6 separate regions of the Mus musculus genome follow, and regions 1, 2, 3, 5 and 6 are each linked to region 4. The links are chromatin loops, found by intact Hi-C in ENCODE. Cell type or tissue: heart. All regions are shown on one strand. Each heading gives the region's core, and the rest is flanking DNA. Links, peaks and the distances in the headings are about the cores only.

Region 1 (5,152 bases), core at 369-4,368, 74 kb after region 4:
ACGGAACCACTTATACCTTCACACGAAGGTTAAGGAAATGCACAACAGTGAGATAAGGTGCTGTGCTAGGGGCTCCTGCCCTCCCTCACCACGCTTTCCCGCGCATCTCAAAGGTGTGACGAATTGTTAGCAGAGCACTGAGCACTGGCTGCAGTTCCCAACACTGAACAAACACAAGCCAGTGCTCTGTAAACAATACTGCTGTCCTCAAACCTAACTCAAATTATCTAGCCTTGACCCTCTACGGGGCTGCAAACCAGTGAGGCTTTCTTCCCTGAAATGTCTTCCCGAAGAGGCTGAGGCCTGGATCCTGAGGTCTAGTGTTGAATGAAGCCATGTGGCCTCAGGCTAACCACAAATAAACATGACTGACGGCAAAACTTTGGTCAGTGAGCAGCACAGGCCCCATACCCCTAGCTCAGCCTCAATGGGAGTTCCTCCCATGCTCCGGATGACATAAGCAGTCATCCCAGCCCAAGATACTGACCACATAGGACACATTTAACTAACTGTTATCTCTCCTGGGATCTGTATCCATAAGGAGAGAGACGTGGGCCAAGTCTCAACAGCAACCTGAAGACAACCAACAGCCCTGCTGCCATCTTGGATCCTACGGTTTCCACCGCCAACTGGAGGCACCAGCAACTATCATCAGCACCACAAATATCATGGTGACCAGCCATGGCCCAGTCTGCTTTCCTTACGTAGGCATCCACAATGACGCTGAGGAGCCATCAAGCTTAGATTTTTCTGCAGGCCTGCTGCTGTCCCCTCTAGATGTGTGTTCCCTGAAAGAAAGCTTTTAGCATCCCTCCCCATAGTTCCTTTAGCCCTGAAGCTGTGCCAGGCCCTGCTGCCCTTAAACTGAACTTATAGAAGGGGAATGGCTGCACGTTTACAAAAGTTACCTGACATCACAGGTGCCCATCATTACATGACTACCAAGAAAGGTGCCAAAGTATACATTTTTAAATTACAAAGCCCAGTTCTTGGGCACTGGCAAACGTTCTTCCCAAAGAGATTTACAACTCCAGGGGAAAAGGATGAGAAAACAAAACTGACAAGAAAGTAAAGAATACTACCTTGACCACACATCCCTGAATAGAGCAGAATTACACGGTAGGGGGAAGAGGCAATAAGTCACTGAGTACATTACATGGGGATTTAATAGCTGTTCCAAAAATTTCAGAACTGTGGCAGAGAACAAAACTTTCCCAGTGGTGGTAGGGGGCATTGGGGAGCCAGGTCAATGAATATGCTTCATCGTTTAAGCTAATTAGTATTTAGTCAGTATGAGATCTACAGAGTGAGTTCCAGGACAGCTAGGGCTACACAGAGAAACCCTGTCTCGAAAAACCAACCAACCAAACAAGACAAAAAAACAAAAACAAAAAAACAGTATGAGAAGTTGCGTCTGCTAAGGCCCTGTGATGCAGTGAGTTGAGAAGACTCGAAGTTTTAGCCAAGATGACCTAGAGACCGGGACCATGAATAGGAAAGTGCTCCCCACACCCTGCACACATGCAGGAAGTAAAACCCAGGGACATTTGGGAGGTTCTGAAACCCCAGGTTTTTTTCTTTGTTTGTTTGGTTTTTCGAGACAGGGTTTCTCTGTGTAGCCCTGACTGTCCTGGAACTCACTCTGTAGACCAGGCTGGCCTCGAACTCAGAAATCCGCCTGCCTCTGCCTCCCAAGTGCTGGGATTAAAGGCGTGCACCACCACCGCCCAGCGAAACCCCAGATTTCAAACGGTTGTTTTCTCTTTCACAGCCATCCTATGCTATTGGTGATCTTAGAGGTCTAGATCTATGTTTTCTACGATGAACAAATATACTTTTAACAATTCGGGATAGACCAGACACAAAGACTGGTTACTGATCTGAAGGATAGCAAGCAACCTGAACATGAAGAAGCGCTTGGGGGTGGTGGTGGTGGTGGTAGTGGTGGTGAGCAGAAGTAAGAGGGGCTTTGAAACAACCGTCCAAATGCAGGAGCGGAAAGTCGCCAGGACGATTTCTGTGCTGGATTCAACACCACCGACAGGCGAGGCTCATTTCACCTCACGACCATCGTAAGCAGCCCAGGTACAGAAGCTGGCCCTCCGTGACTCATATCGAGCTCTAGGACCAGGAATCAAACCCACATCTCGTCGACCCCCCGTGCCAGACAGAGAAAAGGGAGGCACTGGCTCTGAAACTGTCTACTCCGGCTTCCGCTCCCTGGGACGAGCAGATGATCAAACGGCTACGGAGATGAAGGGACCCATCCGACTCTCCGGACGCCGCGGAAGATGCTTAGGACTCGGACTCACCCAAGGGAGTGACCCTAATCTCGGGCATGGTCAGGGAGGTCGCCTCGAACCACGGCTCCACGGCTCGCGTGCACCGCCCGCAGGAGAGCCGCAGGCAGACCCCGCGCGCGCTCACATCAGACGCCCGGCCGCGGCGAGTCCCTCCGCACTGCGCGCAGGCGCAACCGCCGAGACCGCCCCCTTCCTGCCCTCGCGCCGGAAACGCAGGCGGATATGTCGAGTTCTAATTGGATGATCAGCAACCAATTGGGATGGCTGGCGGGGCAGCGGAGGGCGGGGCAGAGGCTGGACTTTGGGTTGCAGCTCCAGGTTTCTGCTCAACCGCAGGCTCCGAGCTTGAGGGGAAAGCATGGGGACGGGGACCCTTACCTGACGTGAACCAGGCGGCAGAGCCACGTCTCTGTACACCACCGGGGCGGACTGGCAAAGAATCGTCTCCCACAGCAGCCTAATTGTAGCTTTGATCAACCCTCCCCATCGCTGGCCTCTGCTGCACCCTTTGCCCTCCGCGGGAGTAGAGACCACCACTCCCCCACCATCGGAACCCATCTCAGGTGAGATTTGTAGACTTCTCTGCACCACCCTGGCTTGCTGCTACGCCTAGGTGTATGCTGGGTGCCAGCTTGTGGGCCTTTGCCCGGCTGTCCATCCTGTTTAGCTTGATCATCAGAGGGAGCTGGATCACCTTCCGGGAGCTGGCGAGCTGCTCTCCCTTCCTGTTCTTTCCGGGTTTACCGCGGACAGTTCTAAGAGGCTACTTGGCTCAGGCTCTGGGCAGGAAGGCCTGGCCGCAGGATTGTTAGGTGGCCAAAAAAGAACTGGGGTGAGGGGGGCGGCATAGAGACTATTGACCCACGGGACAGCAAACAGGCCGAGGGTGTATCGCAAGATTCTGGGCGTCGCCAACTTTGAGGCCCAGGCGGGGCTGTCCCTGACACCTAAACACAAGGTGAGCCCATCTCCTAAGTCTGGAACTTGCGACAGGCATCCAGTCCAACCCATGAGGCCCTGTCACCATTTACATGGACCGGGGAGACATGTAGACCACACTCCCAGAGCTGAAGGACTGAGACCTAGGACTGTGTGAAGGAAAGAAAAAACTTGCACACAGATACGTTGCACACTGGATAGGGGTGGGTTTTTGAAGGCCTGATGGTACAGAGGTTAAGGCAGGAATCCACAAGAATCTCCAGGACTGGTGGTAAGTGTTGGACATAAGTGTAATGCAGCCACATCCCACAGAGTTGGTCCTGGACATCAAGGCAAGGCTGTTAAGATAGCAGGAAAGGTAGGGACTGGGTGCTTAGAGTGACCCATCCAACATGTGAACACAAAAGGAGCCTAGTGGCACAAACTTGTAGTTCTAGCTACTCGGGAAGCAGAAAGATTGAAAGTAAAAGGCCTAGTTTGACATGGTGGCACACACCTTTAACCCCAGCACTTTAATCCCAGACAGGCAGATCTGAGTTCAAGATCAGCCTGATTTACAGAGTAAGCTCCAGGACAGCCAGGGTTACACAGAGAAATCTTGTCTTGAAAAAACAAATTAAAAAAGAAAGTTAAAGGCCTGCCTAGGCTATTACCTGTCCAGCATACAAGAGGCCCTTAGGTTCAGTTCCCACAACTGTAAATAAATAAATAAGCAAGTAAGTGTGGAGACTTAAGTTTGTGGAGTGACTGTAAAAATGCTTACAGAATACAGAGCCCAGCCTTACCTTAAGGCCTTTATCCTAGACCAATTCCAGAATGTTCTCTAGAGCTAGTGGGAGAACTTGTAGCAATCCTTTGTATGTGGTATGACCTTTGGTCCAGCTACCCTGGTTTTTGGGGACACATACCATTTCAACAACAGGAGTATCCATCTGTCTGTCTAGCAGATGCCAACCCACAGCCTCTGCTTTAATTTTGGGGGATACACCCCGGATAAAGGAAGGGAAAGCCTCACACCCTCTCCTTGTGTGAGGACCACTTATTTTATTTAAAGTCCCTGTTTTTGTTTTAGTGCAACTTCCCATCAGAATGCTGGCCTAATCCAGTGAGGTCCGGGTGTGGCCAGGATCCAGGGCTGTGCCCACCTTTTAGGGACATTCCCCTAAATTCCCCTAATGCACGAAACATGCTCTAAGGAAGAGAAAAAACGAAACTGTAAGAAGCAACAGCAGATGCCATCAGTGCAGCTGTGAAGTCTCAGGTCAGGAACAGATTAGCCTGAAGGACAAGGAGCAGCCATGGCAAGATCTGTGGGTACAGGACTAAAGGGCACAGCAGGGTCAAAGTGGCTTGTGGAAAAGCTTGTGGTTTCTGGTGAAAGCACTCAGGTGAAGGGATAGAACTTCACCGTGATTCTCAGGAGACAGTTTTAGCACTGCACTATTTCTTTCAGATCTTCTGCCCAATCTCTTCCTGAGAAAATGAACCACAGAATGAGATAATCCACCATGACGACTACACGTTCTGTGTGAAACTGTTTCAGCTTGTGTTGGAAGATGGATGACTCAGAGAAAGATTTCAACCTTAAAGTCGTCCTGGTCAGCTTCAAGCAGTGTCTCACTGACAAGGGAGAGGTGCTGCTGGACCACTATATTGCCGGCTGGAAGGGACTTGTCAGGTGCGTCTACTGGGGCTGCTGAAGGTAGCAGCTTTGCCAGCCAGAGTCCACATGGGACCTCTGCATCCCGCATGGCATAGGAGGATGGGAGCAGCTAGCAGACTATCTGGCTTTCCTGCCTTTGCCACCAGACAGACACGTGCTCCAGCAGGCTCAAGGCATCTTCCCTGTACTACAGGATTGCTGCCAGTATGAGTAGAGCTTCAAATTTATGCTTCCTTTCGCAGGTTTC
Region 2 (5,152 bases), core at 779-4,778, 96 kb after region 4:
GGGAGGCACAGAAAGGCTAAGTCACTGACCCCAGGCAGCTTGACCAGGGCACAGGGAGCCCTCAGAACATTTGCCAATGTACAGAGGACCCCAGATTCCAGGGCTCCTAGCCCTTACCCTTGCCTGCTTCCCTCTAGCTCACGTAGCTCTTTCTCAAGAGATGGGGCTGCAGCAACTGCCAGGCAATAAACTCGGTATCGCATCAGGCAGGCTGATATCAGCAGTATGTTCCCAGTAGCAGGAACCAAAAGCCAATGTACTCAGTCCTCTACCATAGACCTCCATTATCACCAGGCCCAACACCAGACACCTCCATGGGGCCCACCAGAATCTAGAAGTCCTGCTGCTACTAAGCCTTGGGGTCCAGGGTCAGAACAACAAGAAGCTCCCCATAAGTGGGCACAGAATAGACCTTTACCTTGTTGGCTAGAAATACACACTGGGAACTGAGCCCAGTCCAGGGAAAACTCTGCTATTTACAAAGTAGGCAGCCTTGGTTTGGAGCTAGACTCACTAGGATATGCCTCACAGACTCTAGTCTGCAGCCACCCCTGAGGCCACTTGTCCAGCTCAGCCAAACTAGCTCTCAAACAAACTCCCTTCTCCCAACATTAAGCTACTTTCTCTTGGTATCCTTGGAGCTCTGTAGGTAGAACTCAGGTAAGGAAAGAAAGGATGCAGTTGAGACGGGGCAGGGCTCCTTGTCTAGGCTCCCAAGTCCACTAGACCATCAGAGTCATGGTGAGGCCTACTGACAAGTCTTTCTGTGTCATCCCAACTCTATCTCTAAGTTGCTCTGCCCCCTAATTCTTCTACACCCCCAGAACACCCAACTTGTACCTCTAAGCTCTCTGCTAGCTCCAGACCCCATGTCCCAGCCACTTCAAACCCACCCGAAGGAACTACTCCTGCTTCAAGACCCCTATCTGCTATCCTATCTCCTTAGCTAGGACACCTGCAGGTCCTCCAAACCTGCCACAGGCACAGACAGTGAGAAACCTATGTGAGCTGATGCTATCTACCCAACATGAATATCAGAGTAAAGGGACAGGTACCCTCAGGAGAGACCCAGAGTGTATAGCAGAAAGCAACCCAGGTCTGCTCCTTACCACTTACACGCTAGGGTGTAACAAGTTTGTGAGAACATTTGTGACTTGGGTCACAAAAAACCAAAATGTACCAATATTTGGATCCAGAGATACCCTGTCCCTCAGATTAGAGACCACAGAGGTGGCCCAGTCAGGAGAATCAGGGAAGACCGACCTCTAGAGCAAGACCCTCTAGTCTCCTGGCAAATGGAGAGCACCCGCCCTCAAGCTGTGAGGGACACTCTCTCCTTTGCCTTTTCCTGGTGGTTGGGGCACAAGGACTGAGTAGGCAAGAGAGTTTAGTCATCCAAACCAGGTTCAGTCCTGCCTAGACGCCCAGGGCCAGGAAGAAGTCCAAGCTTGACCTGACCGATGGGCTGCCCAGGGACCCTGCAACCATGGAATCCAGGAAATCGCCTCAATGTCAAAGCCCTGAGATGGAGCCACACACAAGGGCACCAAGCACACCTGCTCCACCCACAGGGCCTAAGCATGCTACCCTGCCTCCCCACCCCCCAATCACTGCCAAGCCATGGACTCAAGTTTCTGTGGCTATGCCCTGTCAGGCCTCTGTTGCACTGCCAGTCCCTGGCTCAGCGTCCAGAGGCCCAGCTTAACTCCAATAGGGAAGTCCCTTCTCCTGAGACCACCACAGCCATTCAGCTAGGAAAAACACTACATTAGAAGTTGACTCAAGTCAGGAGATGAACCGAGCACCTCCCAGGAATGCAAATGTTGTGTGGTTCAGAAAGGTCAGAGGCACAGGAGCCAGGAACCAAGGGGGCAGGGTACACGGAATGAAGCTTCTTGGTTTCCAGTGACCCTTGACCTCTCTGCCTTGCCACAGGGACTCTAGAGGGACCTGGAAGAGTCTGTTTTCAGGCTTCAAAACTTTTCTAAGTTCCAGAAAACAGGCGGGTGCCTATGAGCCACCTATTTCACATTACCCCATCTCAAGCGGAGGATCCACTGGGTGCTAGGAGCCACAAACCCCCAATCCTTCTCCGTGATCCCACCCCCCACCCCCCGCATAAACTGCACACCCACCAGGGCAGTCCTGAGCCCCGGGTTTCCATCCACAGAGGAGGAACGCATCAGGCTCTGTGCTTAACCAGAGAGAAGGGAGTTGGCTTTAAGAGTGGCCTTCGGCACCCAACATGGACCAGCTGGGCACAGGAGCACCAGTGGATGGTGGTCAGAAAGCCTGGGCCCTCGCCTGTCCGTCAGAAAGAACTGTCTGGCCTACCCAGAGGGTAGTCAGTGGCTCGGAACCCCAGCTTGCCACACTCAGGGTCACTGGGCGCAGAAACTCTACCTACACCTGCTGTAGATGCGCAGCAGGGTTGCCGGCGACGGGGGCGCTCTCTGACGTCCCCAGACCCGAAAGCCCAGCCGGCGCGGACAGGTGCCAGCTCGTGCACACAGGCGCGGGAGGAGGCCAGCGCCCCTGCCCAGGCCGCGCGGCCCACTGACCCGAAGTCCTGGTCCATGGACTTGAAGAAGAATTTGTAGGCGTGCACCGGCCGGTTGCTGAGCACGTTCTTGAAGTCGGCCAGCGTGACGCGCTCGGGAGCTACGGGCAGCTTGACCAGGTACGGCGTCTCCTCCTCGTCCATGTGGTAGATGATTTTGGTCTCCGCCATGGCGCGGCAGGGGCGACGCGGAACCCGCGCGGCGTCAGGGCCCGGCTCGCCTCTCGGACGCGGGGCGCCCTCCCAAACCGCCGGCCCGCGCCCCGCCCGGCCGCCCCGCGGCCCCTTGGCGCGGCCGCCCCTCCCGGTCCCGGCTCGCACCCGTTCCCCGCCTGTCGCCCCGCGGCCCGCGGCCGCCCATCCGCCGCGGCCCCGGAGCGGGCGCCAGGGAAAGCGGCTCTGAGGGCTCCCGCGGCCCGCCGCCCCCTCGGGCTGTTCACGAACCGCCTGCTGGGGTGGAGCGCGCCGCCGCCGGAGGGCGCTTCGGGGCCGGTGACGTCACTAGTCGCCCGCAGCGCGGGCGGGGCGGGACTGCGCACGCGCAGAGCGGGTCCGGCGGGGCGGGGCTACGGCTTGCGCACGGGCGGGGCAACCGGGGTGGGACTGGGCGGGCTCAGAAGGCCTGGCCGGTCGGGTCTCTCCGAGCGCTGTCTTGGGGTGGAGCCCAGATTCCCAACAGGCTGCGATCCTTGAGGCGTTTGGGTCTGAGGTTTCTGGGCAGGTGGGCACGCTGGACCCCAGAAAGACAGAGAAACCCTGGAAAGATCGCTCCCCTTGAGCCAATAAGGTCTGCCAGGGAGCAGAGGAGTGTCCTTAGGTTAGGCCGGTCCTGATTCTCCTTCTAGGTGCTCAGAATGTGGAGGCACTGTCCGCTCGGGCGGCTTCAGGCGCCCTATAAGAATCTGAAGATACCTATGCCTAGCCCAAACAGCGAGAGCCTCACTGTGCCCCCATGCTAATCCTGAGCTCAATTCTTATGCCCACTGCCTTGTCCCGTCGGATCTCCAAGAAACTCAAGTAGGTATCCACACAGATGTCCAGGCAAGGCCCAGGCTGCAATTGAAGCCAAAGGAATTTTAGCCCTGGATACTGTAGATCCAACCAGCCAGGTGTCCTCTGCAGACCAAGGAAGACCAGGTCCGCCCCTCAGTCCAGGATGGCCTAAGACCATTAGAGGGAGTGATTCACTGACCAGTAAGAATGGGGGAAGACATAGGATATTGATCAGTGATGAAGAAAAGGGGTGCCTGTTGTGACCTTGGACCATCCCCAGACACGAAGCCCGCACAAGGAAAGATCCCACCACTGCCTGGAGGACTCAGAGGTAGGCATTGAATGCATACTAAAGGCCGCTGAAGTCAACCTAAGCAGAGTTCTCCCCTTTGCTTCCATTGCTATCCTGGAAACCTATTCTTCCCTTGCCAGTAGCTGGCCTTCCTTGAATCTCTACAAAAGCAACCTGAAGGCACCAGGCAGCCGGGCGTGGTGGCGCACGCCTTTAATCCCAGCACTCGGGAGGCAGAGACAGGCGGATTTCTGAGTTCGAGGCCAGCCTGGTCTACAGAGTGAGTTCCAGGACAGCCAGGGCTACACAGAGAAACCCTGTCTGGGAAAACACACACACACACACACACACACACACACACACACACACACACACACACACACACACACAAAAGAAAGAAAGAAAGAAATCAGCAAGATGGCCTCAGAGGGTCTGCCCAAAGGAGAAGGAAGACAGATCCTTTCCTGAGTGCCCCTTGACCCAAGCTACGACTGGTCTATGGGTCAGAAGCAATCAAATAAAGGGGTTCCCATAACCCAGATGCCCTTGATTCCCAGCTGACTCGCCCAATTATAGAAGGTAGGAGCCATGGTACTGACGCTGATGGGACAGTTTCTACTGTAGAAGAGATGGTTGTGATGCGAGAACCTGTCCCTTTCCAGAAGTAGCCTTGTCCAGTAGCAGTGTGATCTCTGATGGGGCCAGAGGGCACACCTCAAAGGTCACTGAGGTCCTGTGACTAACTGTCATCCTTTCTCACCCCCACTATTCTTGGACCAGTGAGAAGGTGTCTGCTGCCATGTCTGATAATATGAGTTTGAACCCCAGGACCCAAATAATGCAGGCTGAAGGCTACTGGAGGAAGTTACTACCTGACCCCCACATTCATGCCATCCATTTATCTATATGCACACACTGTTAATGAAAAAAATAATAAATTTTTATTAATTAAAAATGTGATGTGATGACATGTGCCTTAATCCAATCCTAGGATGAAGGACAGAGGTAAGTGGATCCCTGTGAGTTCTAAGCCTAGCCAGGGTTATTTAGTAAGACCTTGCCTCAAAACAAAAATAAATAAATGAATGAATAAATAAATAAATACTGTCTTTTGAAAAAAAAGGGGGGAAGGGTCATTACTGTTTGTTTCCTGGTAGCCCATATCTTTTAAGGAGAAAATCAACTCCCAAACATTTTTTTTTCTTCGTTTTTTTCGAGACAGGGTTTCTCTGTGTAGCTTTGGCTGTCCTGGAACTCACTCTGTAGACCAGGCTGGCCTTGAACCTTCATAATACTGTAATGGGCAT
Region 3 (5,152 bases), core at 580-4,579, 110 kb after region 4:
CAATTTTTCAGCAGAGAGCACAAGGCCCTTATTGGACCCTGCCTTTAGAAACCGGTTCACTGATTCACATTCATTGGTCAGGGGCACAGTTGGATCCCAAGGGACATCTGGTTATCAATATCATCTAAGCCAGCCTAGATTTGTTAGTTCAGGTGATATCGGAGAGCAGGGTTCATGAGGGCCCGCGTGGCCTAACAGATGCACTGTTCAGTTCCCAAGCTTATTCCTAGCTCCCTCATAACTTGGTATACAAGGCCAGGGTCCTTCCAGGTCCTCAACTATTCAGAGCATACACTCCTCTTGATGCAGGGATACTCTTCCCCAAGCTAGACTCTAAAAACAGCATCTTCTGTAGTAAGATGTCAACACTGAACCTAGCAAAACACACCATCCAGGCAACCTTCCTGATTAATGCTCCCACCCACACGGCTGAGGAGCCAAGCAGAAGCTGGGACATCTGGGAACACTGGCGACCCACCCCAATACCCTGTCCCTGTGGCAAGACGAGTCCATCCCAGCCAACAGGGCAACTTAAATGGCTCATCAACTACAGAGGACCACGTGCCATCTCTTGAGACATCTGAGCTTCCCTTTTCTGCTTCCCTCCTGAGTCCTCACAGATCATCTCTTACTCCATAATCAGCACTCCCCTTAACCCAGGTACCCCTCAGCTCCAGGACACCAGGACACCCAGTATTCACATTGATGTCCACCTTCCTGGAGCTGTTCAGTGGTCCCAGAGCACACATCTCTAAATGAGGCAGATTAGTCAGGCTGGAGGTCAAGGACAATTAGGCACACTTGGGCCCTGGGTTCCTATGACAGAGTCTTTTTTTACCCGAAGAGATCTCACACCAAGCCAAAGAAACTCTAGGTCGGCCTAGAATAATTGAGTCCTTCCAATATTTATTATAGTGGGTCAGAAGCAGCAAGAGAGCCAGAGGGACAGGAACCCAGATTATTTGTTCTTCAGGTAGATCTTCGGGGTCTGCCAGTTCTCAGGGGCTTCCTTCAGGCCTGCCTTAAGCCAGATGCGCTTCAAGTCTTTCTCAAATTTGATCTGCAAGGGCAGAGGAGACAACCAACTTATTATAACGAGCAAAGCCTCTTTTAACCACTGTCAGTCTAGGTCCAAGGGAGTGCCCATATTCACCTGCTTCTTCTTCAAACGTCCTTCCCGGACCTTGCGACGTAGAAACCGGGTCCTTTTGACCAGTTTACGGTACTTGTGGTGGTTCATCTTTCGCCTTCGGATCTTCAGCACGTTTTTGCACTGCACTGGAGTGGCATCCCAGGCTTCCCTGACTCCCTGCTGGGCTTCCTCCTCCCCCTGCCTAGGTGGACATTCGTAGAACTGGGAGGGAGCCAGAGTCACTGGGACCTCGACATTCCGTCTGGGCAATAAGTATTGAGCAGTCAGCCAGCTCTCTAGAGGACTGATGGCCATCTTCCTGGGGACCAGGAACTCCTCAAGCTCTGACTGGGTCCTCTTACCAGGGAGGGAGGCAGCCCGACTTGGGCTTGCAGGCTGCAAACTGTAAAGGGGTCGAAAAGCATAGCTGCCAATCACCCCGGAGCCAGGGCAGGAACGACTGAAACCTGGGGAAACAACACAGTTGCTACTAGTGCCATCACAGCAGATCAGAACACCACTACTACCCAGGCTAGGGCAACATGTAGACCCAAATGGTAAGGCCTGCCCCTTATCCTTCCGTCTGGAGTTGTGATGTGCTCCTACATACTACATGCAAGCTCGCAGGAAAAGGTTTGTGCCCAGGCTCTTATTCCCAGTAGCGACAGGAGACTACTGAAGGCGAGCTGGGCCGCGATGATTCCCATCCCCAAGTCAGGTGTGGATTCCGCGTCCAGGGGCGTCTTACCTGCCCAGGGAACAACAGTCCTGGCCAGCCGTGAAGTCAGGCGCGCCAGGAACATGGTGAGCAGTTGGTCCGGCGGCAGCGCTCAAAGCTAGAACACAGGAACCAGCTGAGGTCACGCAGCGGCGACGGGCAGTGCTCTCGGCCGCAGGCCTCGCATATCCCATCACCCTGGGTCCCCCTGACCCGCGATAAGGAGACATCTTCAAAAGTCGCTCTGAGCGCAAATCCTGTCCCTACTTCTCTCCACCAGCGTGGTCGCTGTAAGCCGCCCACCCACGGTTCCCGCTCAGGCAGCGAAACCCACAGCGCAGGACGATATCGACGCTCGCACGCACCAAACAGACGCAGGCCAAGCGAGCTCCGCCGCCGCTCATCATCTGAGCCCCGCAACAGGCCCACCGAATCCCGGAAGTTAGGACCGATCAGGTCGCCTCTGACCTCGACCACTTCCGGTCCCTGGTCCTACGCAGCGCCCTCTGGTGCCCGGCTCTGCGCTAACTCGATCCTTGCGTGCCCGAAGGCGATCGCTTCCGGTTGGAGGGGACGCTTCCCCTGCCGCTGTTGTCCAGCAGCAACAACGTTCCGGGTAAAAAGTGCCCACACCCGACACCCACCACAATCCCGGAGAGTGCTCTCTGCGTGCACGCGGACTTTACAGTATATATATATATATTTTTTTCCTTTCGTCTCTCCCAAGCCGGTTAGCCTCCGGGTACCGCCATGGACCGTAGGACTGCGGAAGTGACAAGTGGCGCTCCTCCTGTTAGGGCGGCAGGTCGTTTAATAGTCCTGTGGGATAGGCTGGCTGCAGAATGGGGCGCTCTGCTTCTTGAGGCCTCAGAAACTCCGCCCTGTTCCTGCTCCGCGGTCCTACCCTGCCGCTAATCTCAAGTGAAAAAAGTCCTAATTTCTTTAGTGTGCCCTGAGGAAAAAAAAATTTTTTTTAAAGATTTATTTATTTTTTATTATATATAAGTACACTGTAGCTGTCTTCAGACACTCCAGAAGAGGGAGTCAGATCTCATTACGGATGGTTGTGAGCCACCATGTGGTTGCTGGGATTTGAACTTCGGACCTTCGGAAGAGCAGTCGGGTGCTCTTACCCACTGAGCCATCTCACCAGCCCCCTGAGGAAAAATTTAAATATCCTCACACACACGTTAATTTTTATCCCAAAACTTAAAAGCAGCTTCTTCAGAATACGGCTGCTGCTTTCCTTGGCAAGAGCCTAGCAATCCACTGCACCTCAGTGTGGACCAGAAAGTCCTGCTGGCTCCGATGGACAGGGGTGCAAGACTAGGGTTCTCCTTCATTTGAGAAACTACGTATGCCTCGCATGAGGGATTTCTGTGGATTCTTAACACAAAGTGGCCAAATATCTCATTCTCAGGCATTAACCTAGCTAAAGTTACATAAACCAATAAGAGGGCAGAAATTGCAGGCTGTCGTCCCAGCTGTGTAACTGAGGTCACAAAGTGATGTTGCGTGTACCCTACCTTCGAGAGGGGATGCTGGAGATATTTGTCTTTTCTAATGATGTTTCGAGAGGGGAGGCACAATGTGCACCTGCATATGCCACAGCACACATGGAGTCATTTCTCTTCTTCCACATTTAAGGAAGTGAATTCCAGGGATCTCATTCAAGTTGTCGGGTTTATGTGGCAAGCACTTAACCACTGCGCTAGCCCAAACAGGAAGGTTTATGCATTTTAGTCTGTCTTTAGTTCAGACTCTCACCCTGGGTTTAGCCACAAAAGGCAAATGGAGTCTCTAGATTCCAGCCCTCACCTTGGTGCTCCCAGTCCTCAACATGGCCAGCTTTTATTTGATGTGTTTCTCCTTGGATTGCATAACTAAAGGTTCAAGGAGATGAATAAAAGTAAATAAATCCATCAGAGAAATGGTCATGTTCACAACAACCCGTATCGGGACAGGTCTTTGTAGAGTCAGGGACAATAAGAGAAAGGGCAAGTGGAAACAAGTTTTGGAAAGAGACCAAGCAAAGCATCCTCCTTACACAATCCCGGGAACTAGCAAGTTTCTAGTCTTCCAGGAGGTGAGTAAAGCCAACCTTGTTAAGATCCCTATACTTTCCTGGGTGGTGGTGGCCCACGCCTTTAATCCCAGCACTTGGGAAACAGAGTCAGATGGATCTCTTTTGAGTTGCAAGGCCAGCCTGGTCTACAGATTGAATTCTAGGACAGCCAGGGCTACACAGAGAAACCCTGTCTCAAAAAACCAAAAGACCCCCTGTATCTCAAACAGGCTCCAGGCCAAAACAGAACATGCCCAACCAGGGCAGGGTAGCTGCTTGGCCATGGTGGCAATAAAACACAGACACATAGCCATGACACCATGACATTGTATTGCTACTGTAAACTAACCTTGCCAAGGCAGATCTGGAATTGCAAAGGTTAATCCTTCATAAAAACCTAAGAAAAAAAGCACTGCTGGGGCTGAAGAGATGGCTTGGTGGTTAAGAGTACTTCCTATTCTTCCGTGGGATTTTCGTTTGTTCCCAATCAGAAAGAACCCGAAAGAAAGAAAGAAAGAAAGAAAGAAAGAAAGAAAGAAAGAAAGAAAGAAAGAAAGAAAGAAAGAAAGGAAGGAAGGAAGGAAGGAAGGAAGGAAGGAAGGAAGGAAGGAAGGAAGGAAGGAAGGAAGGAAGGAAGGAAGGAAGGAAGAAAGAAAGAAAGAAAGAAAGAAAGAAAGAAAGAAAGATCACTCACTGGTAGAAGATTTGGGGGGAGAGTCTGTGTAAATTGTTTTCTTTAGAGTATAAAGATGAATTTAAAAGTGTGAATGGCCAGAGGTGGCCCCACCCTGGGGCCTGCCTGTTACAGCCTAGGTTGAGGAACCCTAGAATTGAGCCACAGAAGCCAAATGCTGACTGGTTTGTGCCAGTCAGGGTAGCTGCTTAACTTAAGCCTGATGCTTAACTTAAACTTGAGCCTGCGCGTCCGTCTCATCCTAACGCTAGCACAGCTGTGAAGCTTGTTGAACACCGACCATTTCTTTTTTTTTTTTTTAAAGATTTATTTATTACATATAAGTACACTGTAGCTGTCCTCAGACACACCAGAAGTGGGTATCAGATCTCATTTCGGAGGGTTGTGAGCCACCATGTGGTTGCTGGGATTTGAACTCAAGACCTTTAGAAGAGCAGTCAATGCTCTTAACCTCTGAGCCATCTCGCCAGCCCCCCATCCATTTCATTTTAAATTTTTTATTGTTTTTTAAAATTAATAGGTCTATTCATTGTAATGTATGTA
Region 4 (5,152 bases), core at 505-4,504:
GCAGAACTACAAGCCTTCACCCCTAAAGTTAATACTCCAACATGTAAAAAATAACTTCATTGAGTAATTCCAACACAACTGTATTTGGCTTGAGCTAAGTGACCAGACAGGTTAGTAGTGGACACACACAGGAAACTAGCAGTTAGTTGTGCCAGGCTATAGTTGTGCTTGCCTGACATGCATGAAGACCTGGGTTTAATTCCTGGCACCACATAAGCAAAGCATGGTTGGTGTTTATCTATAATCCTAGTAGGTAGACACAGATGATCGTTAAGTTATATAGCCTGATAGCCTGGAATACATACATTTTCCTGTCTTTCTTTTTTTCTTTTCTTTTTCTTTTTTTTGTTTTTTTCGAGACAGGGTTTCTCTGTGTAGCTCTGGCTGTCCTGGAACTCACTCTGTAGACCAGGCTGGCCTCGAACTCAGAAATCCACCTGCCTCTGCCTCCCAAGTGCTGGGATTAAAGGCGTGTGCCACCACGCCCGACTCTGTCTTTCTTTTTTTTTTTTTGAAGATCCTGTCTTAAAAAAATAGTTTAGTGCACATTTTCAATCCTGGCACTTGGGAGGCAGAGACAGGCATATCTTTGTGAGTTCAAGGCCAGCCTTGTCTACAGAGAGAAGTCCAGGAGAGCTGGGGTTACATAAACTTATTTTTTAAAAAATTCTGCCTAGTCAACCACAGGAGGAAATTCTTTCTCATACTTGCTTTTAACTTTTTTTTTTTTTTTTGAGACAAGGTCTCAGTGCCTATGTCCTGTGTAAACCAGGCTGACCTCAAACTCAAAGATCCTTCTGCCTCTGCTTCCCAAGTGCTGACGTTCAAGGCATCCAACACTATGATCAGCTTTAACTTCTGTTTTTTTCTTTCAGCATTGGAAATTAAACCTAGAGCCTCTCGAGGAGTAGGCAAGTATTCTATCACTAGGCTGCATCTCCTGCCTCAAACTTGCTGTTAAGCATATAACACCATACTTATGATTCACTATCTGCTGCCCTATCTGCTCCTCGTCTGCCTCAATCGGAACAGCAGTATCTTTCGTGACTCTCCTAGGGGATGGAAGGTGACAGAAGCAGCCACTCACTGGCAGCAGAAGAGTCTCTTGTCAGTCCCTCATCACCGTGCCAAGGTGGTAGTTCTTTTTCCTTTTGGACATCTCTCTCCCACAACACTCCACACAGGTTAGGTGACGGTGGGGAATTAAGACCTTGGCCTGACAGATGGTCAGAAGGGCACATGACACACCCAAGGCCAGGATTTTCAGGGAGTTTTACCTTCTCCAGGATTACTCCACGGGCTGAAGGAAGCCAGAAGCTCACAATAAACAGCCTTAGCACCACTTTCTCACACACACCGAGAACTGAACTGACGCCGAGTACAGGAAGACAATGATGTTGCAGAGGACTGACTCCAAGTTCTAGGAACCTAGACCTATCTCCGGCTGAAGATCATACGCGGGACTTTATAATGAAATACAATCCTAAAATCCTTTTTCCCCCCCCATTACACACACCTGGCCATGAATAAAGCCCTGTATCACTACTTGCAGAAAGGTACATTCTTATGCACTTGTTAGCTTACAGTGAACTCTGCTCTTTTCTCTTCCTGGTCTATCTGGATCTGATGACGTTGAGAGCTTGACTGAGGTTAAACACACAGCTAAGTGATGATGTCCACTAAGAAGGAAGTGAGGTCACTGGCTGAGAGTCCGCAGTTAGCAGAGGTGGAGAATAAGCATCGGCCGTCCTCACCCCGACCCCCGAAACGGGCCCAAGCCCCACTCTTACTGCCCAAGGTTTTGTTGCATTACCCTCAAGGGCGTAACCGCGGACACGCTCGCCCCTGTTGGGGTCTATTAAGCAGCCTGGGGTTCTAACTGATCGCGATGAAAGGGGGCCACTCAACGGCTACCACCCCACAACAAACTCACGGGATACGTTTTTTTAAAGATCAAACCTGGCTCCTCCTCGGAGTCTTCCGAGCGTCCGTGAGAGAATCCGCCGCGCGGCAAACAAAACCCCTAACCCGCCCCCGACAGGAACCCCGAGCGCCCTCAGTAACCGACCTCGGGTCCGGGCACAGCCGGCGACGTAACCAACGGGACCCGACGTGTGGCGTCCCCGCGTCCCCGCCCGCCGCTGCAGCCGGCTCCGGCGGGGCGAACGAGCGGCCCGAGGCCCCGCGCAGCCCGCGAGCGCTCACCTCTCCCTGAGGCCGCGGCCGCGTTCAGGTTCGCCGTGGTCGAGGCCAGAGCAGGGTGCGGAAGAGTGGGGCCCGCGCCGTGAGCCGCACCCGCGCTGGGACTCGGCCCACCGCACCCGCCGCAAGCAGCCTCGCCGCCGCTACCGCCGCTCAGCCTCCAAGATGGCCGCTCCGGGGACGGCCTAGGCCCGCTTCCGCTTCCGCTTCCGGTGCGCTGTCCGCGGGTGGAAGCGCTCCGCTAGGCAGCTTGGTGGAGGCTCCACTGTCAGTTCCTAGCTGGCTCAGGTCAGTCTCGGGTTTTTGGCTAATGGTTGTGTCCGGCTACTGCGCAAAGGGTTGCTGACGCGTGCGCACTAGAGAATAGCTCGGGGGAGGGGGTTGTGGCTCCTGTGTCGGGAAACTGGGCTAGACACTCCCAAGACTTCGTACTGTCTGGCCGGCACTCCAGGAACCAGTAAGTGGCTGCAGAAATCCCGCAGTGCTCCCGACCCCAAATCAGGGCCAGTCAGGGAGGCCAGCCCCAGAGAAAAGATGACCCATGAGTTCACAACGAATTAGGGCCACCGGCCACCTTCTGGCCCAGGATGCACTCTTGTCTGCTCTAAACACAGTTAAATTCCGAGCTGGAGGTTCACTCAGTTCTCCCTCGCTGCCCCTATAGCCACGAAGATCCCCGTGTACGGAGCCAATGATGGGCATAGGCGTATCCCGCACTCCAAGCCCGCGGCAGACCCCCAGCCCCGGGAACAGCCGTCCTCATAAAAAGAGTCCCTGTGTTTCCGCACCAAGTTTCCCAATCAGTTCTTGAATACCATCTTTATGCTCGAGGACATTGCTCTAAGACGGGTTTCCCCTCTCCCTCCGCCTCCTTCCTGGCCCTGGGGAGGGGAGGCGGTACAGCTTGGTCTTTTGGCCAGACTATCTGGCTGGTGCTGAGACAGGAGGCTGCCAGTAGGGATGTTCTAAATACTAGTTTGGGCCCTGACAGCTGGAGAATCTGGGCTGAGGAGGCTGATAGAGATCCAGACTTCTCCAGCTCTCCCTGCACACACTGCTGCCTCACTGTTGCATTCCTAGAATCGAATGCTAAAGTTTGTTCTTATGTTGGTGAGATAACATCACACACACACACACACACACACACACACACACACACACACACACACACCCTGCGTCCTTGACCCAGCACCTTCCCTTCATTTGCCTGTGAACTCTGTGTACAGGTTCCAGAAAGCCAAGTCAGATGTGGTAGGTGTCAGTATTCCGGGTTACAACACACTGGAAGAGAGACACTGCAGGATGAATTAAGGATTCTTAGCAGCAGGAGGCTCAGCCTTTGCAGGACTGAATCCAGAATCCACATTGCAAAGCCTATATATTGTTACACAACAGGCATTTTTAGACCCGGGCGGTGGTGGCGCATGCCTTTGATCCCAGCACTGGGAAGGCAGAGGCAGGCGGATTTCTGAGTTCAGTCTACAAGGTGAGTTCCAGGACAGCCAGGGCTACACAGAGAAACCCTGTCTTGGAAAAAAAAAAAAAAAGGCATCTTTAGCAAGTCAATTTGTGCGTACAAATTGAAGTAGTCTGAAGGAACTATAGAGAGAATGTCTTGTGAACTTCATGGAAGCATCATCTGTCAATAAAAAAAGCCTATGACAATGACCTGAGGCAGGGAAAAGAAGGTAGCAGTCCAGGAGGGGGGGGGAGTCAGGCAAAGAAGATCGCCCCATCCCACATGAAGAGGACGGTCACATGAAACTGAAGGAATGGTTAACTAGCCACATGGCAGGACTTAGACTATTCTAAATGAGATAATTGAGTTATGAGCTGGCGGAAACTAGCCAAAGCTATTGGCTTAGGCATATATTCATTATTCATATATAAGAGTCTCAGAGTCCATTATTTGGACTTGGACAGGGGTGGAAAGGCTATGGTCATGAGGAACCATTGCCTAAACAATTCCCAGCCTTAAGACATTTCCTGGTTTGCCAGTTATGTCTCCGGACTATGTTATGCAAAGGCTCTGAGCCCTTTGGAAGAGCTACCCCATAAACCTCATATAATAACCACTGACTATTTACAAAAGACTAATTCAAAGCCTAAGTATTCATGCCAGATACAATGGCTCTGCTAAAATTCTGCTACAAGTGGTGCTTGGAGTGTGCCAAGGATGCAAGTTTGGGCTGCAAAGCAGAGGCAGTTACTTACCGGGCTGTTTCAGTGACATTACAGTGCCTGGCCAACCAGTATGTAGGGCAGAACTGATGGTCAACTTTAAGTCCTCAACCTTCACCAGGACCCTGACTGCCTTTGAGTATCAGCAGTGGGCTCACTAACTGATTACTGAAAACTGATGACTGAGAGTCAGAAATGACTTCAGCAGTGACTGATTCACAGAGCAGGGGCTAAGCCAGACAGTACCCAGTCCTGAAAGCATCCTGGGGGAGTCAAGCAACCCATCTTAGTTGATCTGGGCTGCTGCAACAGGGCTGGCTCCTGAGCCCTGGGGAGTGTATCCTGTCTGTCAGCCCACCATGGCAAACTAGTTCTAGGAGACCAATGGTATCTCTTTCCATTGTCAAACTCAGAAAACAAATCAGTACAGACCTTTTGCCTCCTCCCTCCCCAAGGCACTGGGACCCCTAATCAGGGTAAATTAAGCTACTTTTAAAGGATGGAAAGTTAGAAGGTGAGGCCACTCTACATAGGAAAATAATTACGCTCTCTGGAACATACCTTGTTAGCTAGTTTAATGTCAATTTGACAAAAGCTAGTCATTTAAGAGGAGAGAGACTCAATTAAGAAAATGCCTCCATTAATTAGGACTGTAGGCAAACCTGTAGAATATTTTCTTAATTTGTGATTGATTTGGGAGGGCCCAGCCCATTGTAGGTGGGGTCACCCCTGAGCTGATAGCCCTGGGTTCTATAAGGAAGGAAGCTGA
Region 5 (5,152 bases), core at 644-4,643, 48 kb before region 4:
AGCTCTGTGACCTTGGTTAAGGCATCTGACCTTTGCTGTAGAGAATCTATTATAAGCATCACCTGTCAATAAAAAAGCCTATGGTTAATGAGCTAAGGCAGAGAATAGGAGGTGGGACATCTGGCAGGGGTAGAGAGAATTCTGGGAAATGCTCAAGGATTTGCCCCGGAATGATGAGGAGACGGGTGTAAGAATACAAGGAGAAGAAAACAGGCATGAAACTCAGGAGTTTCATCTTGTCATAGCTTCTACACATATCAGTTTCCAACCAGTAGTAAAAAGGAATGCTAGTGACACCTGTAGTGGAGGTGACAATGATACCCCTTGATTTGCCATCAATCGAAGTCAGATGGCATTCTATTTGTCAAAGTCACAACTGTTTTATGATCATTTGTTAATCTCTACCTGGGCCTAATTTCTAAATTAAAATTTGCTGTACCTATAACAGTCTACTCAGGACTTAGTTCCACCTAGGTTTCAGGAATACACAGGGTGGCTGGGGGAATATCTGTACTTCTTTGCCATCCTTACATTATAATTCTGATGAAATCAAACTATATATTTTGTTTCTTTTGCTTTTTTGTTTTGTTTTGAGACAGGGTCTCACAATGAAGCCTTGGTTGGCCAGGAACTTGCCAAGCAGACTGACTAGGCTTGCTTCGAGTTACAGGCAGTAGACTCAATAGTTCAAGGCCAGCCTCAGCTACATAGTAAGTTCAGGCAGGCTACATGAAACCCTGTCTGGAACCTATCGCTAACAACAACAAAAGAGGAAAGGGAAAAAAAAAAAGACCACCAAAGTCTAAAAACCAACAGTGTAAAACAGCCCAAAAGCTGGTAGTGGACTGATGATTTAGCCCAGTAGTAGAGCCTTTGCCCAGCATTTACGGTGCTGGATTCGATCTCCTCCAGCAACACAAAAATAGGAATGTAAAGAAATAAAGCCTGGCAGGAAGAAAAAAAAAAAAGTTAAGTAAAAGAAAAGAAAAAGCCTTTAATTCTAGCACTAAGGAGGCAAAGGCAGGCGATCTCTGAGTTCCAGTGCAGCCACTCTGGTCTACAGAGTGAGCTCCAGCACAGCCCGAGCTACACGGAGAAAGCTCGCTCGTCTCGAAAAACGTCAACAACAACAACAGTAAGTAAAAGCAATGTCGGTTTAAGAACTACGCCGAACAGTACCGGAGAAGAACGCCCACCAACCCGGGCTGGGCAGGAAGGTTTTACCCAGGCCTTCCATTTCCAGCTCACACTACTAGAACTCATGGCGCACGTTTTACCAAAGGGGAAACCGAGGCAGAGATGCTGCTGGACCACAAGTTGAGGTCACAACGCCAGCCGGTAACAGAGCCCCGAGCCTCAGATCCCCCGCGGCAGTGAGTTCCGGAAGCAGCAGCCGAGGAAGAGGGCGGCCCGCGGGGTCGAGCCGGCTCAGACCTGGCGCGATTCGAACGCTACCCGAATGGCCTCCCAAGCCCGCCCCTCGCACGGCGACTGCAGGGACCCCTCACTCACCCCGGCTTCTGATGCGCCGGGTCTGGGCGCCCGCCAAGTCTTACGCAGAACTCGGCTCAGGCCGCCGCCATCTTTCTTCCGGGAAGGGGCGAATAAGACAACCGGGAACGGTGGGGAAAAAAACACCCGGCCTCCGGTACGAATCTCGAAGCCGCCATCTTTCTTATGGGCGGAAGCAGCCTCTGCGAAGCAACCAATAGGAATGGCGCGCGGGGTCACGTGTCAATCATTCTGGGCCCAGCCCTATCCTTCAAAGCCGCCCTGGATATCAGCTCCGGGGAGTCGAAACCCCCAGCCACGGTGCGCCTCGGGGCTCCTCCCACGTTACCAGGCCTAACCGGCCGCGCCAGTCTCCGAGTCGCGCAGGCGCCTTCCAGCGTCCGAGTCGAGTCGCGCAGGCGCCTTCCAGCGTCCGAGTCGCGCAGGCGCCTTCCAGCGTCCGAGTCGCGCAGGCGCCTTCCAGCCTCCGAGCCTTCCAGTCTCCGAGTCGCGCAGGCGCCTTCCAGTCTCCGAGTCGAGTCGCGCAGGCGCCTTCCAGTCTCCGAGTCGAGTCGCGCAGGCGCCTTCCAGTCTCCGAGTCGCGCAGGCGCCTTCCAGCCTCCGAGTCGCGCAGGCGCCTTCCAGCCTCCGAGTCGCGCAGGCGCCTTCCAGCGTCCGAGTCGCGCAGGCGCCTTCCAGCGTCCGCGCCTGCGCTCCTCGGCGGCCTCTCGCCCGCAGCATGAAGGTATTCCGGCGCGCTTGGCGGCACCGGGTGGCGCTGGGCCTAGGCGGCCTGGCGTTCTGCGGCACCACTCTGTTGTACCTGGCGCGCTGCGCTTCCGAGGGCGAGACGCCCTCCGCTTCCGGAGCCGCTCGGCCCCGCGCTAAGGCCTTCCTGGCGGTGCTGGTGGCCAGTGCGCCCCGCGCGGTCGAGCGCCGCACCGCAGTGCGCAGCACGTGGCTGGCACCGGAGAGGCGTGGCGGACCCGAGGACGTGTGGGCGCGCTTCGCCGTGGGCACTGGCGGCTTAGGCTCGGAGGAGCGGCGCGCTCTTGAGCTCGAGCAGGCGCAGCACGGGGACCTGCTGCTGCTGCCCGCCCTGCGCGACGCCTACGAGAACCTCACGGCCAAGGTCCTGGCCATGCTGACCTGGCTGGATGAGCGCGTGGACTTCGAGTTCGTGCTCAAGGCGGACGACGACTCCTTTGCGCGCCTGGACGCTATCCTGGTGGACCTACGCGCACGGGAGCCCGCACGCCGCCGGCGCCTCTACTGGGGCTTCTTTTCCGGGCGCGGGCGCGTCAAGCCGGGAGGTCGCTGGCGAGAAGCAGCCTGGCAACTCTGCGACTACTACCTGCCCTACGCGTTGGGCGGTGGCTATGTCCTTTCTGCGGACCTGGTGCATTACCTGCGCCTCAGCCGCGAGTACCTGCGCGCGTGGCACAGTGAAGACGTATCGCTGGGCACCTGGCTGGCACCAGTGGATGTGCAACGGGAGCACGACCCACGCTTCGACACGGAGTACAAATCTCGAGGCTGCAACAATCAGTATCTGGTGACACACAAGCAAAGCCCAGAGGACATGTTGGAGAAGCAACAGATGTTGCTGCATGAGGGCCGGTTGTGCAAGCATGAGGTGCAGTTGCGCCTTTCCTATGTCTATGACTGGTCAGCTCCACCCTCCCAGTGCTGCCAGCGCAAGGAGGGCGTTCCCTGATGTCACTGCAGGTGCCGGGGTCTCTCCTGACACAGGCCAAGCATCCTGAACAATCTGATAAATGATCTGGGCTGAGCTTGGTTTATCCAATTGCTGTTGAGACCTTGGGACTGATGGCCAGAGACAGCTAACAATGTCTAGTCCACTGAGGGTGCCATTAGTGGTCTGGTGTAAGGCCTACCCAAGGACATCTGGTTATGAATGTGGAGATTGCATCTGAGCGCGTGCGCGCGCACGCGCGCGCACACACACACACACATGCACACACACTGACCATGTAATGCCACCTATCAGCCATCTGGAGTGTGAGGGAAGGGCCTCCTCACTTGATGAGTTTAGAGTGCCCTCATTCTGCAAACTCTGCAGCTCACTGCCCATCTTGATTGTTCTGCACAGCCTCACCTGCAGACTGTGTTGAATTCATCTCAAAATGTTACTTGTCAAAGTTGTCTTTGTATTGTTCAGACAGAGTTCCATTCTGTTGTGTCTCCCGTTTTTTATCTTTTGTCATGGACAAGTATGAGGTTTGACTTGATTTTCAAGTCAACTAGGTTAGAATTTTTGTCTCAGTGGATAGAGGTTGATAAATATAATGCAGTTTGCTTAGACCTATTTATAAATATTGTATGCTTGCATAGATAAGAATTTACAGAGGCAGGCAAATCTCTGGGTTCAAGGCCAGCCTGGTCTACAGAGTGAGTCCAGGATAGCCAGGACTATGCAGAGAAACCCTTAAATTTTTTTAAGTTGGGAGTGCACGTCTTAATTTATTTTTAACTAAAGGAAAATACTTGTGTCAGATTTTGTATCTGTGGATTAATCTGTCAACAGCCTAAGTGGCCAACCCCACTTCTGGGTGTGTTTAAAGCATAGAAGAATATTTAAACTATCCATTTCTCTTTCAGGTTTACACATAAATCAGTCTTTTTGTGTGTGTGTTTGTTTCTGAACAGACATGACTTTTAAAGCTTTTCAGGGTGTGTGAGCGTATGGACTGTAAGGCACTTGGGATCAGAATGTCCACACAAAGTTTGTCTTTCAAAGTGGTTTATTCACACCAACAGTCTTTACAGTATCGGGCTAATATAAAAGTTAAGCAGCTGTCTCACCAAGCAGGTTCCACCGTGTGATCTCTGGGAATACATTTCAGAATACTTCTCAGCCACCACCCACCGTCAAGGCCTTCAGTTATCAATTGTGGCCGACTCCAAGGAGGTCCTTGAGAGTGTAAGCATGTGGCCAGTCAATGGCGGGCTTAAGTGGGCGGAGTAACAGCACCTGAAGTTCCGGGGTGACTGAGGCCAGGGCCACCAAGAGAGTCTCAAGTCCCTTAGGTATCAACATGGGAGGGTATGGAAGCCTTGTCACAGGAACATTGACAGTATGATCGATTGACAGGCCATCCCCAGGGTTCTCATTTCCTTGGGTTCACGGCCATATCAGTGCCACCTTAAGGTTAGTTCATTAGCATATCAAGGCCTATTCTGGACTGCAGGGTGGGCTGCCAGTGGATTTGCTTCTGAGGTGTAGCTCTTGTCAAAGCTGCCTAGTGGCAAACTCGAGCATTATTTCAAATCACACAAGAAGGCCTTTGAGTTACACAACATGGTTTTTAAACTATGTTCCATACAAGCTTCCACAAAGACCTTCAGATTCCTGGTGTCTCAGCAAAGTTTCAGAGATCCAAACCTGTGTTGAGGCTTCCTAGAGTCTCTCTTAAGGAAATAATATTTGCTACCTAGCATAGCACCCCAACCACACAAACTTTAACAGTAGTACATATCCCCTTTTAATGTTTAAAAAAATTAAGAGTATACTTAGAAAAATATAATAAGGTGGCTCCAGGATAAATGGACAACCTGAGCTGGCCATGACCTCCAGCTTTGGATGATGTTGCAATCTCTGCTATTTTAATGGGACTGATGTTTGAGGTTTTGTTTTTAT
Region 6 (5,152 bases), core at 395-4,394, 51 kb after region 4:
GAGCCAGAAACTGGGAGGGGCTGCAGCAGGAGCTGGCATTTGTATTCACGGGGACAGGGGAACATAGTGGGCAGTTAGTACAAGCTCAAGGGGGCCAGCATTCTGTCCCGGGAGTCTCTCAGCACTCCCTTCCTCAGCCAAGGACCTGAGGCATCCCCTCCTGCCCCATGCCTATTTTTTGCCAGCCAGGGACTTCCTCAGCAGCTTGGAGGTTGGGGAGGAGCCCCCTCACCAAAGCCATGACTCAGCGCTTGAAGCCCCACCCAGGGAAGGGCTTGCAGCCAAGGCTGGGCCGGCTTCTCTTCCGGGGCTCCCCTGCACCCCCACCCACAGCTTCAGGGACTATGAGACATTCCTAAGGCTGTCACAAGCCCTTATTCTAGGCCAAGAGTCCCAAAGCAAAACTACCAACGTTTCTAGGTTTGGGTCTAGGCTCCACCTCACTTCCACATCCTTCAGACAGCCCCACCCTGCCTCACCTAAAGGTTCTTGGCCACAAAGATCAAGTTATAACTTCAGTAAAACCTTAGAGTAGACAAGGTACTCTTCGAACTCATCCAGTCACAGCCCACCCCACACCACCAAGCCAGGTTCCATCACCCCAAGACCAATGTCCGGAGAGTCATCCCCAGCATTCCCCTCCTCCATCAAAAGAAATGATGTTAAGCCTAGGTACCTGCCACACCTACTGCAGCCCCACAAGTCCAACTGGCTGGCTGTGGCAAAGAAGGCCTAGAGGTGAGTGGATTTCTGCTTAGGCCCAAAACCCTGTACAAGGCAGGGTAGAGCCAGGGCTTTGCAGAAAGGGGTAAGGGCAAAAATGAGAGCGCTTCAACTGGGGCCCAGTTCCATGCACTGAGACCTTGGCTAAGACTCCTACCAAATGGATGCAGAACTGTGGGGTATCAGAGGCTCTCAGACCACTCCTCTCAATAGAAAACAGGAAAGCATAGTTGACTGCCTTAAGCCCCCTGCCTATAGTCAGTGGACACTCTTGGCAAACTCTAACGCTCCAAGGTGTTTCTGGCTGACTCTCTTGCAAGGTGGTTTTGCAAAGAGCTGGACTGCTGAGGTAGGCCCTCAGAAACCCAGCACTCATGTACATATGTGGTCAAGCTCACACGAGCAAAGGCATGATACATGCTTATACATAAACATGCATACATGTATTAGCACAGGGCATGCAGACATGTGTTCCAGGGATACAGTGCACACTAAAACACACACCTGCATACGTTAACATGTGTCTAGTAGCATGGCAAACACGGTTCACGAATCCACAGAGATGTAGCACATGTACACACGTGTCCATCCACACTAGGCTATGTGCATGCATCAAGCACACCAACTCCGTATCACAGCTCACCCACACATTCATGTGCACCAAGGAGAGCAGAGTGGCAGAACATGCTCCCCCCCCCCCCGTGTGTGTGTGTGTGTGTGTGTGTGTGTGTGTGTGTGCACATACAGAGGTGGGACACCTCACGAAGGTCCGAAATTTCAAATGACACACAGGAGGTACTCCATTACTGTCTGCCAAATGCCACTCAATGAAACAGATGTATATCTGTGTGGCCATGTGGTTCACACAGATGTGCACGACTGTATTCCAGGAACAATAAAAGAAACAAACCCATAGGTGAATAAGGCCCATACCCTTCCACCTAAACACGACTTCCTCATCCTTACAGCCTCTACCCCTTCAGGCTCCTGGGTCACTCATACATCCGTTAACTCTCACCAAGGTGTCTATCTCAGGCCCTGATGGCTCCGGCTGGTTGCACCCATACACTGCTCTGGACATACGGATCAAGATAGAGACCAAGCAGGGTGCCAGACAATCCTAGCCAGAATTGGACTACAGGGCCAAGGAGGAGCCCAGTACTTGTGGCACACCAGAGCATACACACAAAGAAGGGTGGACAGTTCTAGAGATGGCACTGGACGCAAATGCCCAGTGACACACAGCTGCCCAAGGCGGTCTGCACACTCACCCCCGCGCGCGAGGTGATCAGCACAGGGGCGTCTTTTGTTCCGGTCCCCCGAGGCCGGAGGCGGAGCTGCGCAGCTAGGGGACCGCGACTCCGGCTCCCGCCGGTTTGTCCGTGCCAGGTCTTCTGCTCCGTCCAGGTGGACTCGGAGCGGTCACCACGCTGGACACCCCTTGCCCGCCTCCGGCACAAAGGCGGCTCCCCATCCCCGCCCGCGCCCTACCCCGGGCCCGCAGCACACCTGAAGCGCGGCGAGTCCTTGATGCATTCCTCGAACTCTACCGTCATGGCTGCGGCGAGCGGTGCTCACTGTGCGGAGGACCAAGGCGCGTCGAGCGGCATCCCCGGCCCGTGGACCGTCTGTGGCGCCCGCGCCGAGCTGCGCTCCGCGCCCGCCCGCCCGCCTGCCCGCCTCGGTCTGAGCCCGGCGCGCCGCGGCCCCGCCCCGCCTGTCACCGCTGGGGAGCGTCGCCAAAGTCAGCCTCTGCCTGCGCCACCCGCTGTCACCTCCGGGGAGCGTCGCTAAAAGCGCCGCTGCATCCCCTCGCCTGTCGCTGCGCTCTGTCCTCGGTCACCACGGTCTGGGAGCTGGGCCGGCCTCGGCGGTTGGGCTTCGGAGTGGTTTGGCTCGGTCGCGGGACAGGGAAGGGCACGGCTCGCCCACTTCAGGCATCACGGCGGTGGTGAACTCGGCTGGAATGCTGCCGACGGACACACTCCGCGACGGCGGCGGGGAGATCGGGAGTGAACGAATTAAGGTCGCTTGTGCGGAAGCGACCCATCATCGCGCCCCTGTGAGGCCGAGGACAGGAAACATAGCCGGCTCTAGAGGACCGCACTTTGCACCCGATCCCTAAGCTTGGCTCCGCCCCCGCCTCTCCATTCAGGCGGGGCGGACCGAGTCAGTGCGCAGGCGCCGTCCCTGCTGGGCTGGGTCGACCGCGGGCCACGTGCAAGCGCCCCGCCCGCTCAAATATGGGCTCCTGCGGGGCGGTGGGCTCGGTGCGTGCGCGCTACCTTGTGTTCTTGCAGTACTTGGGCACTGACTTCAAGTACGTTTTCCCGCTGTTACCCCCGCGTTCTCCACTCGGCCTCGCGGGAAGTCCGCGAGGTGACCAGGACGGGCGCGATCGGTCTCGGGATGCGGGATTTTAGGAGCCGAGGAACACAGTGGCCTGCACCGAACCCACGCGCCTGGGCGCCGAGACCCCTGGCGGGACAGCGTCCACAGACACCGCAGATAATTCCTTCCTGTTTCTCTCCGCAGTGGGGTTGCGGCCGTGAGGGGCAATCCGCGCGCTGTTGGGGTGCTGAACTTCCTGGAGGTGAGGACCGGTTTGGGGAGGAAGAAGCAGTCGGCAGCTCCAACCCCTACCCACTCTCCTCCTCCTATTCCACGGACTCCGGCCATCGATGTGGCAGCCGCCTGTACGGTTCCCGCAGGAGGCTGCCAAGCGGCTGAACTCTGTCGACCCGGTCAGGTTCACCATCTCTAGCCGCACCGATGCCGGGGTGCATGCCCTGAGCAACGCGGCGCACCTGGACATCCAGCGCCGCCCAGGGCAGTCGCCTTTCTCCCCGGAGGTCGTGGCCAAGGCCCTCAACACCCACCTGAAGCACCCGGCCATTCGGTGAGCCCGGGGTTTTGGTATGGTTCTGGGCTTTTTTTTTTGTCTTTTACCATTGCACCCCACTGTGGTGGGAGGCAGAGATTTCCATAGTGCTGTGTGGACAGTTGGGCATACTCATTCCTGGGATGAGCCAGATCTGCTTGCCACAGTGTACTGAAGGCCTTCCGAGTGCCCAACGACTTCCACGCTCGACACGCAGCCACCTCCAGGACCTACCAATATCGTCTGGCCACAGGCTGCTCCTGGCCTAATCAACTGCCTGTGTTTGAACAAAATGTATGCTGGGCTCTGCAGACAGAGTGAGTGAGCTAAGAATGGGAAGAAAATGGCTCACCATCCATCTGCCTGGGCTCTCCTCAATAATGCTCATTTGGCTCTGCAGGTACCTGGATATGGCGGCCATGCAGGAGGCTGCCCAGCACCTCCTCGGGACACATGATTTTAGTGCCTTCCAGTCTGCTGGCAGCCCAGTCACAAATACTGTACGCACACTTCGAAGAGTCTCAGTGTCACCTGGTCCAGCCAGCCCATTTGTCCTCCCCGAGGGGAGCAGGTGAGACGACTAGCCTTTCACTATGCCAGGACTAGAGGCCACCAGGGTCATTACTCATAATACCTCAATAAAAGTGAGATGATGCTAAATGGGTATATTGCACATCCATTGGGCCTAGAGGGTGTAAGAAGGTGAGCCAGAAACTTGTGTCTTCTTCCTGTTGGGTGGGGTCTCTGCCAGCCTGGGGAGCACAGGGTGGAAAATGTTGCCTTTCTGAGGGCCCTGCCAGACCCATAGCTCTTTATAGCAGGTAAGTTCTGGCAGTCTCTGAAAAGATTTCACTAGAGCGAATAGTTCCATTCCACTTTGACAGACTACGTTAAGTTCTCTGCTTCAAACACCAGGAATCAGCCGCTCACCTTGAGAACATAACATCTGGAACCAGCTCCAAGGGTTTGGTAAAGGGGCTTTGGTGTGACCAGGCACAAGAGCACATGGCCTAGGTTCCATCTTGATAGGTGGGCTGGCTATGTCCTGCTTCAGCACAAATACTTTAGCCCCAAAACATGAAGGCCCAAAGCAATCGCTATTTCCCGTGCACAAACTAACCAATGCTCTGTTATATAATTGTTTCCTTTCATGGTATATGTAGAGTCGAGTAAGTCATGCAAAACTCGCTCACCCTCTGGAACTGGTGGTCAACTAGGCAAGAACCCACCCTGGATGGAAGCCTTTAAACCAGTATATAAATCGTTGTCTTGTCTGAAGCCACATGGTGAGCTAGGTTGGCTGAGCCTGCCCTTAGCTTGGACCTCAAAGCTGTCTGTGTTCCTAGGAGGCTGCAGTTCTGGACCTTGGAGTTTGAGAGCCAGTCTTTCCTTTATAGACAGGTAGGCTGTCTTAACCCTCACAGGATGGGCTCGGGTAGACACACCTGTGACAACCTGAGCTCTCTGCTGCAGGTGCGGAGGATGACAGCTGTGTTGGTGGCTGTGGGGCTAGGGATCCTGGCACCCACACAAGTGAAAGTGATTCTG

Evidence for each region. A loop is a pair of places that touch in the nucleus more often than their neighbours do. Peaks named below come from ENCODE experiments on the same cell type or tissue, not always from the same donor. Only the 100,000 strongest peaks of a DNase experiment are listed, where the experiment ranks them.
Region 1: a loop joins it to region 4, with 4 times the contacts of the local background. A loop is called at or near these places in 6 of 42 quality-filtered maps.
Region 2: it touches region 4 in a loop (2.6-fold over the local background); 10 of 42 quality-filtered maps call a loop at or near these places.
Region 3: a loop joins it to region 4, with 9 times the contacts of the local background. A loop is called at or near these places in 10 of 42 quality-filtered maps.
Region 5: a loop joins it to region 4, with 2.0 times the contacts of the local background. A loop is called at or near these places in 6 of 42 quality-filtered maps.
Region 6: it touches region 4 in a loop (4-fold over the local background); 23 of 42 quality-filtered maps call a loop at or near these places.

The regions. Positions count from the first base shown.
Region 1 is chr4:155,866,881-155,872,032 of GRCm38, reverse strand. It overlaps Cptp (ceramide-1-phosphate transfer protein), which reads left to right and starts at 2,593. Exons shown (of 3, transcript NM_024472.4): 1 at 2,593-2,866; 2 at 4,696-4,920; 3 at 5,148-5,152. The coding sequence starts at 4,799. It overlaps Ints11 (integrator complex subunit 11), which reads right to left and starts at 2,466. Exons shown (of 17, transcript NM_028020.3): 1 at 2,313-2,466. The coding sequence starts at 2,340. In heart, for the core only: a CTCF peak has its summit at 2,394; a DNase peak (open chromatin) is centred at 2,502; H3K4me3 peaks cover 2,305 bases; H3K27ac peaks cover 1,467 bases.
Region 2 is chr4:155,845,314-155,850,465 of GRCm38, reverse strand. Dvl1 (dishevelled segment polarity protein 1) reads right to left here and starts at 3,064. Exons shown (of 15, transcript NM_010091.5): 1 at 2,562-3,064. The coding sequence starts at 2,731. In heart, for the core only: a CTCF peak has its summit at 3,029; DNase peaks (open chromatin) are centred at 875, 1,775, 2,585, 3,045 and 1 weaker place; H3K4me3 peaks cover 2,755 bases; H3K27ac peaks cover 1,614 bases.
Region 3 is chr4:155,828,799-155,833,950 of GRCm38, reverse strand. It overlaps Aurkaip1 (aurora kinase A interacting protein 1), which reads right to left and starts at 2,682. Exons shown (of 4, transcript NM_025338.4): 1 at 2,216-2,682; 2 at 1,881-1,968; 3 at 1,154-1,599; 4 at 853-1,060. The coding sequence starts at 1,935. The coding sequence ends at 959. In heart, for the core only: a CTCF peak has its summit at 2,347 (motif pointing left); DNase peaks (open chromatin) are centred at 1,430, 2,360 and 2,650; H3K4me3 peaks cover 2,670 bases; H3K27ac peaks cover 1,766 bases.
Region 4 is chr4:155,941,067-155,946,218 of GRCm38, reverse strand. Ube2j2 (ubiquitin-conjugating enzyme E2J 2) reads right to left here and starts at 2,406. Exons shown (of 8, transcript NM_021402.6): 1 at 2,069-2,406. In heart, for the core only: a CTCF peak has its summit at 2,453; DNase peaks (open chromatin) are centred at 1,838, 2,488 and 3,088; H3K4me3 peaks cover 2,738 bases; H3K27ac peaks cover 1,859 bases; H3K27me3 peaks cover 272 bases.
Region 5 is chr4:155,989,695-155,994,846 of GRCm38, reverse strand. B3galt6 (UDP-Gal:betaGal beta 1,3-galactosyltransferase, polypeptide 6) reads left to right here and starts at 2,169. Exons shown (of 1, transcript NM_080445.4): 1 at 2,169-5,152. The coding sequence starts at 2,231. The coding sequence ends at 3,208. It overlaps Sdf4 (stromal cell derived factor 4), which reads right to left and starts at 2,004. Exons shown (of 7, transcript NM_011341.5): 1 at 1,513-2,004. In heart, for the core only: CTCF peaks have their summits at 1,746 and 2,408; DNase peaks (open chromatin) are centred at 1,746 and 2,996; H3K4me3 peaks cover 2,696 bases; H3K27ac peaks cover 2,472 bases.
Region 6 is chr4:155,889,522-155,894,673 of GRCm38, reverse strand. Pusl1 (pseudouridylate synthase-like 1) reads left to right here and starts at 2,912. Exons shown (of 8, transcript NM_001033490.1): 1 at 2,912-3,043; 2 at 3,259-3,316; 3 at 3,435-3,622; 4 at 3,772-3,921; 5 at 4,005-4,175; 6 at 4,951-5,005; 7 at 5,078-5,152. The coding sequence starts at 2,967. Acap3 (ArfGAP with coiled-coil, ankyrin repeat and PH domains 3) reads right to left here and starts at 2,799. Exons shown (of 24, transcript NM_207223.1): 1 at 2,233-2,799. The coding sequence starts at 2,279. In heart, for the core only: a CTCF peak has its summit at 2,541; DNase peaks (open chromatin) are centred at 1,183, 2,453 and 2,863; H3K4me3 peaks cover 4,000 bases; H3K27ac peaks cover 2,291 bases.